Regions from separate parts of the Homo sapiens genome. Here all the other regions are linked to region 2. Evidence: chromatin contacts called from ENCODE Hi-C data. All regions are on one chromosome and are shown on one strand. The core of a region is the stretch at or near the end of the contact, and the rest is flanking DNA. Distances in the headings are between cores, read along the strand shown.

Evidence for each region. Hi-C counts contacts between places; a loop is a spot of excess contacts on that map. Pooled maps may share reads with other maps.
Region 1: a pooled map shows a loop between it and region 2 (7-fold over the local background). The contact joins the promoter of EBP here to the promoter of KDM5C in region 2. A Hi-C loop is called at or near these places in 4 of 50 pooled maps.
Region 3: a pooled map shows a loop between it and region 2 (13-fold over the local background). The contact joins the promoter of PPP1R3F here to the promoter of KDM5C in region 2. A Hi-C loop is called at or near these places in 5 of 50 pooled maps.

What each region holds. Positions count from the first base shown.
Region 1 is chrX:48,520,558-48,523,257 of GRCh38, forward strand. It overlaps EBP (EBP cholestenol delta-isomerase), which reads left to right and starts at 1,251. Exons shown (of 5, transcript NM_006579.3): 1 at 1,251-1,350. PORCN (porcupine O-acyltransferase) reads left to right here. Exons shown (of 15, transcript NM_203475.3): 15 at 1-251. RefSeq lists silencers at 92-151, 1,066-1,295, 1,356-1,535.
Region 2 is chrX:53,223,898-53,226,597 of GRCh38, forward strand. KDM5C (lysine demethylase 5C) reads right to left here and starts at 1,310. Exons shown (of 26, transcript NM_004187.5): 1 at 843-1,310. The coding sequence starts at 992. It also overlaps a transcript of IQSEC2 not described here. RefSeq lists enhancers at 852-951, 1,192-1,571, 1,410-1,704, 1,582-1,631.
Region 3 is chrX:49,268,464-49,271,163 of GRCh38, forward strand. It overlaps PPP1R3F (protein phosphatase 1 regulatory subunit 3F), which reads left to right and starts at 1,330. Exons shown (of 4, transcript NM_033215.5): 1 at 1,330-2,410. The coding sequence starts at 1,407. RefSeq lists enhancers at 419-918, 616-665 and a silencer at 1,366-1,605.

The sequences.
Region 1 (2,700 bases), core at 1-2,500, 4.7 Mb before region 2:
TACTCCTTGACCCCCTCCATCCTTGACCCCCAACACCTCAACACACACACACACACACACACACAAAATCACACCATTTTCATGCCTGTCAATCCCCACCCCACCACAAGGCAGGAAGGGGGTGGTGCCTGCTGGGGCCTAGAGGGGGATGCTTGGGGAAACAGAGAAGGGGAGATCCAGGGCCTCCCCGCCTTCCTTCTTCCTTTTTATATACAATTTGTTATTGTCAAATAAAAGTAGGAAATATTCAATAGGCTTCTTCTTCACTGCTCAGAGGGGAATAGGAATGAGTGAGGAAGGGAGCACAGCATGGATAAAGGTTTGGAAGCTGGAAACCATGAAGAGAGAGCAGACTGTGATTGGTTCATGGTTAGTTTATGATTGATTAGATGATGAGCCTGAAGATGGCAGGATCCTGGTCCTGCTTGGTTTGATCAGGGCAGGGACAGATTGCATAGTTGGATGTGGGGGAGGCCTGATTGGCTGGAAAACTGAAGGATCCCCATTCTGATTGGTTGCTCTGAGTGGGACACAGAGGAGAGAAAGCAAGAGAGATGAAGGGTTGGTGCCTATTTATCCTTAGGACTGAGGGTTGTGGGTTCTAATTGGATGGGAGGTCTGGGATGGGTCTGGATTCTGATTGATTGCTCCATCTGGGGGCCCACTGGTGGTTAGGCGTTTGATTGGCTTTTTAGAACTGGCATATGGAGATTGAGGGTCTTCATGCCAATTGGTCAGTAGGACTGAGAGGCCTGGGTTCTAACTAGTTCTTCTGACTTGAGGTCGGGAGAAGAGAGAATGACCGCTGCTATTAGGACTGAGGAGTTCTGAGCACTGAAGAGCTGGGGAGGGGGTGGTTGCAGTGTATAGCGTGTGATCTGCTTGTAACAGTTTCGTTGCATTATACTAAGGGTTACTCTACCTAGAAAAGGGCGGAGGTGAAAGGATGCAACGCAACGCTAATTTCACCAGCGGAAGAAGCGGGTACAGACCTTAATGAGTCCCCGTTTTGATCGACTGATAAGGGAATGGGGAAATTGAAGCCAGGACTCGATGCAGATTGGCTACGGATCCAAAACGCCCACTAACCTTGGCGCGTCCCAGTCTCCACCCCAAACCTAACTCAGGTGAAAATGGCGCCACGCGCGGGGGCGGGGCTAGAGGTACAAAGAGAGTGTCTATTGGTTGGGAGCGGCACGGGCCGCCTTCTTCGCTTCACCATTGGCTCGCTCCGTAAGGCAAGAGAACCCACTAGGGGATGAGCCCGAACTAGGGATGTGACAGAGCGCGAGACCCAGCCTAAAGAGAGCCCGGAGCCAGCGTGGGAGGCCGCTGCCGTCGCGCGCCTTGGTGAGTGCCCTCCACCCGGCCCCTGCTCCCTCCCCCAGCTCTCCCCGGCTACGCGGCCAGCCCTCGGCGTGCCAGCGCGAGACCCTTTGCCACCCGCCCCCCCCACCGCCCTTTTGCGCCTGCGCGAGACCCCCAGCTACCGCACGGTTGTCCAGAGGACAGAAGATCCGTCTTCTCATTGGGCAGCGGGACTGGAGGGTTCTGGTTCGGATTGACCGGCTTTGTGTTCCGTTCTAGCGCTGCACGCCAGACACCGGCCTTTCAATATCCGTCTCTTCCCTGCAGGTTGACGGCGTTGCACGCTCTCGCGGGGAGGCTCTGGCTTTCCAAACGCTGGCACCGAGGGTTGTAGTTCTGATTCGTTTTCTTTCCTCTGTCCCCCAGTTGCAGTTTTCAGGACTACGTGGGGGAGGGAATAGCTTTTTGTTGAACGGTTTAAGACGCTGACCTGTGCAACTGGACCACGCCTGGTTCCTGTGTCTCTTACCAAACCGTGACCCCGGAGCACAGGACTGGGTTTGGTGGTCGTGAGCAGTTTGTGACCCTTGAAGGAAGACACCAGGCCTGGTCCTGTATCTCCCTCGCCAGACTGTGACCAGGGAGGGCTGGGATCAGGTGTTGTTCCCATGTGCCTCCCACCAGACTTTGACCCCCGAGGGCTGAGACCGGGACTGTTTCTACCACATCATAATATGGCTTCTAAAGGGCTGGAACAAGCTTTCAGCCTTTCTGTGGCCTTGTGTTTCAGTCATGTTCTTTTTCTTTTCTTTTTTATTTTATTTTGAGACAGAGTCTCGCTCTGTTGCCCAGGCTGGAGTGCAGTGGCATGACCCCGGCTCACTGCAGCCTCTGCCTCCCAGGTTCAAGCGATTCTCCTGCCTCAGCCTCCTGAGTAGCTGTAACTACAGGCGCACGCCACCACACCTGGCTAATTTTTGTATTTTTAGTAGAGACGGGGTTTTGCCATGTTGGCCGGGCTGGTCTTGAACTCCTGAGCTCAAGTGGTCCACTCGTCTTGGCCTCCCAAAGTGCTGGGATTACAGGCGTGAGCCACCGCGCCCGGCCTTCTTTTTTAGAGGCAGAGTCTCAGACTGGAGGGCAGTGATGTGGTCACTGCTCACTTCAGCCTTGAAGTCCTGGGCTCAAAGCGATCCTCCTGCCTCAGCCTACCTACTAGCTGGGACTACAGGCCTTTGTCACCACACCTGACTGATTTTCTTATTTTTTTAGAGACAGTTTCGCTGTGTTGCCCAGGCCGGACTTGAATTCCTGGCCTCAGGTGCTGCTCCTGCATCAGCCTCCCAAAGCACTGGAATTACCTGCCACGGTGCCTGGCCTTTAGTCATGGTC
Region 2 (2,700 bases), core at 60-2,559:
GGAAGTCAAGTCTGCGGGATGATGTGCAGAAAAGGCCTTGACATTGCCTTCAACGAGGAAAAGAAGAGGACAATTCCCTGAACCCACCTCAAGGGAGACAGAGCAATCCCTGTGAGACTGATTTCCTGACTGGTCCAGCAGGCCAGGATATTATCATAGATGAATTGGCCTGGCAAGGTATGAGTAAATATGAGTCAACCTACATAGGAATAAACCAATGACCACATCAAACACCCTCACAGTCACAATAATTACCACTTATCTAGTGCGTACTACATACAGACGCTACCTAGTTTAATTCAATCCTCTAAATAACCATTTCTGGGATCCATTTCACGGGCTCAGAGAGATTACTTCTACTTTCCCAAGGTCACACAGCTGCTCAGCTTCAAAGTGGAGTTTTGAACTCAAGTCTGTCTCCCTTCAGGACTGCGATCTTTCTATTAATACTATACTATGCTGCCTGCCTTAAAGGAAGTGATGACAACAGATTGGAGAAACGTCTTATTTTTACAGCCTCGACCTAGGTGGCCCGGGCTAAGAGATGTGCGGGGTGCCTCTCTGTGAACTCCCTCCGGCCCACTAGGAATCCCTGTCTTAAACCCGGAGTGATTCTGAAGGGCCGGGGTGGGGGTGGATCTCTGACTCCAGGTCACCTGTGGGCCTCACACCACGAGAGGACCCCTGGCCCAACACCCTTTTTCCGATCCGCGCCGCAACCACAACGGTCCCAGCCACCCCCTCTCCCCACCTCGAGCTGCCCTCCGCCCCAGACTTCGCCGCTGGCTATCCTACTGCTTCATTCCGTCTCGCCGCCGGCGAAAACCGGCCCCGGGGCTTACCGCGGGTGGGCGGATCTTGCAAATGCCCGATTTCTCTGCGATGGGCCTGATTTTCGCGATGTAGCCAAGAGGGTCTCGGAACTCGGCCCAGCTAGGCTCGAACACCGGGCACTCCGGTGGCGGTAGGAAATCGTCGGACCCCGGCTCCATGGTGGGCCCGAGGTCTGGGCCAGGGATCGGGAGGCTTGGACCGCCCTTAAGGACTCATGGCGCCGCCGCTGTTTGAAGCCGAGGCAATGCTCGGAGGCTAGGCCCTAAGCGGGGCAGCCGCCGCCCGCCGAGGGCCTAAGGGGGCGTGTGGCCGTCGTGCTCTGAGAGTCTCAGGCTGACTCTACTGCTACCGCCTCTTCGTCCCGCTCCGTTTCTTCCAAACTGTGTGGTTGCCTCCCCACTACCGCAGCCTTCGCCACCACAGTTACCTCCCAAACGCCGCGGCCTTCAGCGCCGCCGCCGCCATCTTGGTTTGTCAGCGTCTCCCCTCCCCACACCACAACAAACCGGATCCTTCCGCGGGGTGTCCTTCCGAGCCTCGTATACGTTGCGTCACACCAAGCCCTAGGAAACCTTCATATAGTGGAGACCGAGCTAAATAGGCTGGTATGGGTTTCTATTTGGAAGGGGTTACTCAAAAGTACCACCCCGGACTGAGAGAAAATAGTTCATTGCAACGGCGGAGGAACAAGATTGTAATTAGTTTGCCGGATCGTCTTTCCGGATGGACCGGCGGTGCACGTTTAAAGGCCAGTGATGCGCATGCGCGTTATGGAGACCGGAAGAGGAGCTGGTGTCCGTGGGTGGTGGAGTCAAACCGGCACTCCCCCGCAGACCTCAACCAGGTCGCTAGCCCCGCACCAGTGTTCTCTGTCCCTTCTCCCTGGTCTTAACGGTATGGGCCGCGGAAGGCGGCTCTGGGAGCCTGATTGCAAAGGACCCCTTATGCTGGCCCGCGGGATGGGGGGAGATGTACTAGGCTCCAGCTCTAGACACTGACACCTCTGGGGCTTTGAAATAAGGAAGGCAGGAAGCTGCTCACTCCCCGGGGATTATGGATTTTTAGGATTCTGAGTCCCAAGTAAAGGAAGGAAATCTTTATTTCATCCAAGGTTACAGGTAGAGAGATGGGGTTTCGATTCTTACCCCCCAAAAGTCACTGGGAGTCAGCATTTTAATGAACGCTTTCAACTGTTCTGTATTCACTTTTACCATGTACACATTTGTGGCATATACTCCTACAAAATAAGCCTGTGTGTATGTATACTTTAACTATTGGATGTTTAGCAACGGCGTATTTATCCAGTGTCAACTGTGTAAAACACCTGTTTGCCCATTTGTGAGCCTACAGTGCACTTACCAAACATCCGTGTACTTTTATTGTATTTATTGTGTATAGCCCCTGTGCATTTGGTACCAACTGTATGTACATTTAGTCCTATCGTGTGCATGTTCCTTGAGCAGTTTCTGAATAGGTTCATTGCAACTACAGTACTTTGAATGAGTATCATCAAACCAGTACTTTGTACATATACATCAGGCATCTACTGATTGGAGGATCATCTGTGTCATTCATCAGCTGTGGACCTACTGCATATAGTTTGAACACCTACTGTGCAAATATTTGAGTACTTGCGTACATGCTGATTAAGTAATTTTGTTTTCCCCCATCAGACTATGAATTCCTTAAGGGCAGGGACCATGTGGCCTTATACATCCTTAGCACTTGGCATGTTAAGCAGTAAATGAATGTTGAGTAAACAAAAGAAAAATGAATAAATGTCCTTAGTATATATTGACTGAAAAATATGAATACTTTTTGCAAACATTTCCTGTTTAACATATTAAACATCCACTGTAAGCTCGA
Region 3 (2,700 bases), core at 80-2,579, 4.0 Mb before region 2:
GGGTGTGGAGTGTCAGGTTGGGCAAGAAGGACAGGGCTTTGATTGTGATTCCATTAGTCAGAAGCTACCCATATGCCCAATCAACTTCTGGTAGCACACAGTCAGGTCAGTGTTTGCTGAGCTGAAATTTAAAAAAGTGAATCCTTCAGAAAGTTAAATTTCCTATTCGGCCATTCATTCAACAATAGTATCAAGTCCTGGAGAGTGCTTGCGGCTAACAATCAGGGGCATTCTTGGCTTGTGGCACTGCTCAAGAAAAGGTTGTAGTTGGGCAGGGAGGACCCAGTAAGTAACTAACTGCAACAGGACAGTCATTTTCACTTTCCTAGTTCACACACCAAGGTGTGGTCTAGGCCTTCAGGGGCTCTGGGTATTCCTGGGGCAATGGGGAGTCACGGAGGGTTAGGGAGAGGGTAACCCCATCCCTGAGAAGCACATTTTTCCTAATGGCTGCCTGCGTTCTATGGTTCTGCTGTCCGGCCACCCAATACCTCAGACTCTGTCTACACAGCGTCCTCCTCTCCAGCCTCCTTATTGGCTACTCATGCCTCCCTTCACACCACCTACACTGCCCCCGTCGGCTCTGCTTTTTTCCCCATCTTGCCTCCAAGTCCTCCCTCCGTCCCGCTGCACTATCTAGCCTCGGCATTGGCTCATCCCATACTAGTACTGTCCTTTGAGGTCTCTACGCCTTCACCCTGGCTCCCTCATTGGCTATCCGCCAGCTCTCGTCCTCGCTCCCGCCTTCAGCCTCCACCTCCATTGGCTCGGCTCCCTACACACCCGCCTCTTGGTCTCCTTTTAGCCTTCGTATTGGCTAGCTCCACCTTGGCACCACCCCTTCGAAGCCGCAGTGCACGCTCACAAGCCTCCCCATTGGCTCGCTGCAGCCATTGTCGTCATCCCACGCGTGGCTCTCCATTGGCTGTTCTCTCTCTCTAGCTACCGTTCCACCGCCTACGCAACCCGCGGGATCTCCCACTTTTTGGGCCTCTGCGTTCGTTCCCGGCTGCCCTCATCGCCTGTAGCCATTCCACTTTTCCCACCGCCCACATGCCTCTCTCGCTCAGACTTCCGCATTAGCTGTCTGCTTCTGTTTTCTTCATCATGGATTTCGCACCACCCCCATTCCGGCCTCTCCATTGATTCCTCGATCATCCCGCCCCCTACACCGCCCACTCCCGGGCATCCCCATTGGCTGCGTGCTTCTCCGGCTCTCAATTCGCTGTACGTCATCCGTGCATGGCTGCCCATTGGCCCTCTGCAATACTTGTCTTCATCTCACCGCCTATGCCCCCGTGAGCCGTACCCCTCCGCGCTGGCCTTCCCATTGGCTGCCCGCCCCTTCAGGCCCTGCCCCCGCCGGTCCCGCCGCCGGTGCCGTCGGTGCCGCCGCCGCCGCCGATATGGCGCGTACGGCCCCTGTGGAGCCCCCGCTGCGGCATTCCGCGCCCCCCTCGCCGGCCGCGGGTGAGCCCCGCACCTCGGTCGAGGCGGCGGTGGCCCCGCGGAGGGTGCTGTTCGCCGACGAGGCCTTGGGGCTGCCGCTGGCGCAGTTGCGCCGCTACCGGCCGTGGGGCGGGCCCGGGGCGGGCAAGATGGCGGCGGCGGCCGGGCAAGATGGCGGCGGCGGCGGCGGGGCCGACGAGGACGACGATGGCGAGGATGGGGATGAAGGGGAGGAGGAAGAGGAGGCTTGCCCCGAGCCCTCACCGCTGTGCCCCGTCCCCGCTGGCGGGGGGTTTTACCTGGTCCCCACATTTTCGCTGCCGCCCGCGCCGGGCCGTCTGGAGCGCTTGGGGCGCGTCATGGTGGAGCTGGAGGCGCTGCTGCCGCCTCCCGGAGCGGTCCCCGGGGGTGCCGGGGTGTGGGTGCCTGGGGGCCGCCCGCCGGTGCTGCGCGGGTTGGTACGCGTGCTGAACCGCTCCTTCGAGAAGGCGGTGCACGTGCGGGCCTCACACGACGGCTGGGCTTCCTTTTGCGACCACCCAGCGCGCTACGTCCCGCGCAGCCCGCCGTGGGCAGGAGCGGGAGGAACAGGAGCAGGAGATCCCATCCTGGATCCGGGGCTCGGCCTGGGTCCCGGCCAGGCATCCGCCTCCTCGCCCGACGACGGCGGCCGCACCGACCGCTTTGCCTTCCAGCTGCCCTTTGCTGAGGGCGCGGGCGATGGGGCGCGCCTCGACTTCGTGGTGCGCTATGAGACCCCTGAGGGCACTTTCTGGGCCAACAACCACGGCCGCAACTACACAGTCCTGCTCCGGATCGCACCCGCTCCCACACCCACTGATGCCGAAGGGCTGCCCCAGCAGCAGCAGCTGCCGCAGCTGGAGCCACAGCCCGAGTGCCAGGGTCCCGTGGAGGCTGAGGCCAGGCAGCTGAAGAGCTGCATGAAGCCGGTGAGGCGCAGGTAATGTCAGCCAGCGCCACCTCCGCCAACGCAGGGCTGTGTCTGGGATGGAGGACAAGCATTCCGGCCCAGGAACCCCTCAGGCCTGCTCTCCAGGACAGGGAGGAGGGTGCATTGAGTCAGTCAGTCAAAGAGTGATGGAGGTCAAACACGTGCTAGGCACTGTTTTAACTGGGGTTTTATTCCTCCATTTATTGAGTTCCACTGTAAAGCCCTGAACAAGACAGACATCTACCCTACCCTCAAGGATTCATACAGGCTCCTATGGGAGACAGTTTGAAAAAACAAGC